Regions from separate parts of the Homo sapiens genome. Here region 1 is linked to region 2. A link is a contact called in ENCODE Hi-C or POLR2A ChIA-PET data. All regions are on one chromosome and are shown on one strand. The core of a region is the stretch at or near the end of the contact, and the rest is flanking DNA. Distances in the headings are between cores, read along the strand shown.

Region 1 (2,700 bases), core at 190-2,689, 83 kb before region 2:
CTCATCAGTTTCCTTCTGGAGTGCCAAGTTTTGTTTTCTCAAACTCTCTACCATAGTACTACTTCAAATTGTTGAAATCGTTCTGCTTTCATTTCCACATATTCAGAAGATACGTATATTGTTCTTGTAATCTTTTCCCAGAAGTTGTAAACAGTGACACCAGATTTCAGTCACTGGTAAAGGATCATGTAAATAGTAGTAATCCAAGACATCGGATACACTTTAAAGAGAAAGGAAAGGAGTTAAAGGAAGTTGGCTGTGTTACATTACTGCCTCAGAAACTTCACAGTGGAAAGTTAAAAAATCTTCCCAGAGAGTTTGCAATCAATATTCATTCCTGCAAATTCAGATGCCCTAAGAAGGCAATTGAAATTAATTGGAGTGATTATAACAAAAATGGGGAAAAGGAGGAGGGGTGAAGAACAGCAAAAACAAGATTTAAAACTCCAATTTAGAAGAATTAAAAGTTATAATGTGAAAGGAATTTTTTTTAAAGTGAAACAAAAGAAATGAAGAAGTGATATGCCATATCGAAGAGTCTGGTATTGTCTTTAAAATATCCCTACAGGACAAAGAAGAATAAAAACCATAGTTTTACAAGTCATTAGCATTCTAAGTCAAGTCTGCATTTTAGGGACATGGGTAGAAAGCCCTGAGCAGAAACTGATGTTCTAATAGTTGAGGAAGAATAAAACAACATTGATAATCAATGGCTCAAAAAGAAGACAGATCAATCATACGAGTATCTCCTAGGGTTTTCTACATTAAAGAATGTCTCTTTTAGAAAGGAAAACAGACATCACAATTAGACTGTATTGTTTGATTCCCTGCACAGCATTGTAAACAAAGAAAATGATGACACTGCCCTTGCCACCACCATTGGCTACAATTTGTGGTATGCTTACAAGGCATTCTGCTAAGTACTTTATATTTGTGTCTTCTTCAACCATCACAAATATGCTGAGATATTGTCCTCACTTTATAGGATATAAAGTGAAGCTTCAGAGAAGTTATGTGTTTTGACTAAGATCAGGCAGGTGGTTAAGTGACAGGTCTGATATTTGAACTCCCGTCCAACTGACTCCAAGACCTGGGTGGGAAGCCCAGGCATGCCATTTATAGAAGAGCATTGGGATCTCGGATACTCAAGATTTTTCTCCGCATTTGCCTATATCACCATAATAAGACTGCGGAAGTACATGAAGAACTAGATTACAATATCATTGTTGTGACTAATGTTTTAGATTGTTATTATTCTGAGATCTTTTGTCATTATTTCCATTGCTCTATGCTGTTTTGCCTGGCTGTTGCTTTATTATTGAATGAACACCCTGAGCAAGGTTCGCACACAGCTGTTAGAAATGTGGAAGCTAGACCTTTTTCCTGGGGAAGGAGATGGGTTGAAGAATGTGAGGAAACAAGACCAAATTAGGCCCATCAAAGGAGAACCTGCTTCCTGTTCCTTGTGCCTCGTAGCATCTGTCACTACCAACGGAAACTCAGTTCTAGTGGTGAAAACTATAGAAGGCCTTAGCCATTTTTTTCAATAGAGTTCTATTTATAACATGAAAACTCCCTTCTTGGACTGTGGGGAATGAGTTATTGAGGTCCTTGAAAGATAATTTTGGTGACTGGCGATGTCCTTTTCTAATAATAGCTAGAATTTATTGACTACTTAGTAGGAATGGTCCCTGTGTTAAGTACTGTACATACTTGTTAAATCCTCATAATGATTATGTTTTATTATTCTTATTTTACAGAGGAGGAACCTGGGGCGTAGGTTAAGGAACATGTCCAAGGCTACACAGTGAATAAATGAAAGAGCTGGGATTTAACCGAGGCCTTAACCTCTGTGCTGCATGACCTTTACTATTTTTCCTCTGATAAAAATGAAAATATTTCTCTTAAGTACTTAGCTTGGGAATGAAAGACAGGTGTGTAAATAACCTTGACTTTGGGTAATTGGCTTCAGGCTTATCCATCCTACTCCGGGCCCTCTCCCACTCACATTTACTGTCTTTCTGTATGTCTTCCTTTCATAATCTTTTTCTTCCTCCTTCTTGCCGTGGAGGTTTTTTTTTTTCTCTTCTCTCCCTTCCCCATAGTCCCTGCGTTGCCCTTGCCTTCTTAGTGCTTAAATCTGACTCTGGCTTTGTTGGCATTATTTCCCTGGTCTTTTCTCAATCTCTCTTTCACGTCTCCTCCTAGTATTTGAATCCCTGTTTACCAACAGCACTGAAATGTGACAATGTAAAGTGTAAAAAAGCAACGCAGGACAACCTTGACAAGTCCAGATAATAATATTTTCATCCTTTCCAGGAAAAAAACAAAGAGGAAAGCTTTGTATCTTTCTTTGTTCCTTCTCATCAGGAAAATCATCTAGCTGGAGGTCTCAGAGGCAGCTTCTATCTGGCAACCTTCCCTGAAACAGAGCAAAACTGTTCTATGATTAGGAGAACAAGGTGGAGGGTCCGGCCCAGAGTCAGGGTCAAGGTTGACTTAGGCTTCAGTTCTTGAAGGACAAAGTGTATTAGATCCTGCCCTCAGAGCTTGGCAGAAGTTACTTCATTGCTTGAAAGGCCCACCGTCTGCGTAAATCTTCTTACCTTTTCATTATCTGCAGCGAAGACAAGATCCAGTTCTCAGAGAATGTATTAAAATAGAAAAACATTTTGCTGCTTTTGAAAAATGGTTCCATGT
Region 2 (2,700 bases), core at 173-2,672:
GCATTTAAAATTGTCAAAGTGGGGGACTATTTTTATCCCACCTGGGCAGGTTTAGGTGTGGGTGCGCAAAAGGTCCATTGCTTTAACAGGATCTAACCACAGAGAGCTGGCCCATGTCTAATGGGAAGATTCCAGCTGGGAGTGACACTACTTCTTCAATAATGAAAGTTTTATTTATTTGATACTCTAAAAAAGCTTCCTTTGCAAACTATGTATTTTAAAGTTTGGAAGTAATATTGGTTAAGAAACCTGAAAAGGCCTTGAAGAATGTTTAGTATTATAAAAATTCAAAGTCCTCGAAGAATGTTTAGTATTATACAAATTCAAAGTCCTCATTTGATTTTCCTTAAAGGGATAATACAAAGAAAATTTAAAATGATAGCTGGTAACTGGGTTGTTGAAAGAACTATGGGTAATGGCCATGACTACTGTAACGTATCTGTTCACCTCTATTCCAGGCACAGGAGAGGAATACACTCTCTTGCCCTTGAAGTTACTCAGGGCTATATGACTTTCTGGGGAAAGTTTATAGTGTGGTGCTGCTGCTCCACTCTCCAAGGGCTCCCCCGACACTGCCCTTGGTCCCACCACTGTGCTCATAGCGGCATGTGTGGATATGGATAGCAGATGTGAATTGGAAGCAGCCTGGAACATTGCATCAACACATGAAGGGCAGCTCCCAGGAAAGACACCTGCTCTGCAGACTTGGATAGCAAGAAATAAGCCATTGTTGTATGAAGCCAATCAGATTTTTATATTCCAGCATAACTTTGCCCATCCTGAGATACTGTCCAAAGGGTATGATCTGTTTAACTTCACTGAAATATTATAGAGAAATCCTGACATCCAATTTTACTTATTGGCGAATGATGTGAAATTCTAGAACGTAGTGAGACAGAGTTCTTAGGCCAAACACAAGAGCTGGTCTCATTACTTCAAACTTGACACTTACAGTCATATTTCTGTGCATATGCAGTGCATGTCTTTGTCTTCCCAATAGCAGCCGAGAATATTCTGGTCCTTTCTGCTCCACTCCACTCCTTATTAGTTTCTTTTAAAATCAATAGGGAGGGTCCACCAGGTACACGGTTAGGTTTTTAAGAGAAAGAAGCTTAATGTACCAGCTTCCTCCTGTTCATGATATTGTCTGAGGAGCTGTCTCACTCTCCCTCCTGGGGCCTGAGACTTGGGAAGATGTTATATTTTGAGTTACCCATTCTAGGCTGCTGGTCTCCTTTGGACTCACATGGCCTGTGTGGCTTTAACATTTCAGCCAAAGAGACTGCTTTTAGCCACTTTGTTTCCATCAAACATAGGCAGTCATTGCATTCACAGGACAAGTGTTGCAAAAAAAAAGCCACAAGTGGTTGGCTCCCGAAAGTCATCACTGAGCAAAAATATCAGAGAAGTGTGCTTGGGTTTTGCCACTGAAGGCAGCAGTAAGCCACAGAGGAAAACAGGAAGTGATACAGTGAGTCAGACCTAAGAAACTTAGTCTGTGGGGAGAAGGATGTATCTTTGCTGACAACAGACTTGAAGGTTAGGTATATCCTGGCTTCTGTTTGTAGTCATTTCTGACTCCATCTTTCATAATTGATCTGGTCTCTCATTAAATCCCTTCCTGGAAATAATCCTTCCCTGTACTGCCACTTGGGACAATGGGCTTCATTGCTTTCGGGATAGTTTCAAGATCTAATGTGAATAATTACAGCCATTGTTACAGAGGTCTTATCACTCACAGAACCCAGAGTTCTGTGAGTGATATATATATATGTCACATATATACTTGACATATATAATCACATATATTTAATGTTCACATGTACCATGGGATATGTATGAGTGTCTCTATTTTTATAGACAAGGAAACAAACATTAAATAACTTGCCCAAGATCACAGAGCTGATAGAGCTGGTATTTGAACCTAGGTCCTACTCCTTTACCGGAGCTCTTAATTCCCATTCCACATCATCCCCAGAGCTAGTCCTTGGTGGCCACTGGTATTAGCCAACCAGGCAACTGGGCTGGGTCCAGAGTAGCTCATTTAAGCCCAGTCATGTCTGGAATAGTACATGATAGATTGTACTTGGATCAAATCCTACCGCTTCTTCTCTATAATTTCTCCTGAACTTCTTCCATTGTTGCAGCCTAGCTTGGGTCCTTACCCACTATGCCTGGGCTGTTTTTGATTTTTTTCAAACACTTACATGCTCTCAGTCTTTCCTATTCTAATTAATCATGCTCACTGTTGTCAAAATAATCTTCCGCCGCACAGCTCTGTTCTCAACTGTAACAGTCACACTCAACACTATATTTAAGGGCTTAACAGGTTGCTAGGTGTTTTCATAGTCACCATGTAATTTTATCTTCACTTTTTTGTGGTGGTTTTTTTTTTTTTTTTTTTTTTACAAATAAAGAAACTGAGACCAAGCCAGATGTAGACTTGTCCAAGGTCAAATACTGAGTGATTGGCAGAGCTGGAACTCAGTTTTAGACATAACTTCAAGTCCAATTATCTTAATAATTTTTACATGATGTACTGTTGTCTCAAAATGTCAATACTGAGAGCAGGTACCTGAGACTTCCTATCACCTTATGCTGTAATTTGCAAGAGTAATCTCCTCATGCTTTATAGACCATTTAAATCTAACATCTTTATAAGATCTGGCCTCCTGTCATTCATCTCCCGAAGGCAGCACA

Evidence for each region. Hi-C counts contacts between places; a loop is a spot of excess contacts on that map. ChIA-PET counts read pairs that join two places held with the same protein, here RNA polymerase II (POLR2A). Pooled maps may share reads with other maps.
Region 1: a pooled map shows a loop between it and region 2 (2.8-fold over the local background). The contact joins two enhancer-like sites. A Hi-C loop is called at or near these places in 1 of 168 maps with a recorded cell type or tissue (CD4-positive, alpha-beta memory T cell) and 7 of 50 pooled maps. POLR2A ChIA-PET finds 5 or more read pairs at or near these places in 4 of 52 experiments (CD8-positive, alpha-beta T cell, Caco-2, GM10248 and 1 more).

What each region holds. Positions count from the first base shown.
Region 1 is chr1:183,872,439-183,875,138 of GRCh38, forward strand. All of the region lies in intron 4 of RGL1 (ral guanine nucleotide dissociation stimulator like 1), which reads left to right. Among named protein-coding and RNA genes, the nearest start is that of RGL1, 69 kb to the left of the region's middle. Within about 2 kb of position 1,440, at least 3 of the 41 ENCODE cell types and tissues checked have a DNase peak (open chromatin) inside an H3K27ac peak, as active enhancers do.
Region 2 is chr1:183,955,394-183,958,093 of GRCh38, forward strand. The region is part of intron 6 of COLGALT2 (collagen beta(1-O)galactosyltransferase 2); the gene reads right to left. Among named protein-coding and RNA genes, the nearest start is that of COLGALT2, 81 kb to the right of the region's middle. RefSeq lists a silencer at 439-603. Within about 2 kb of position 1,423, at least 5 of the 41 ENCODE cell types and tissues checked have a DNase peak (open chromatin) inside an H3K27ac peak, as active enhancers do.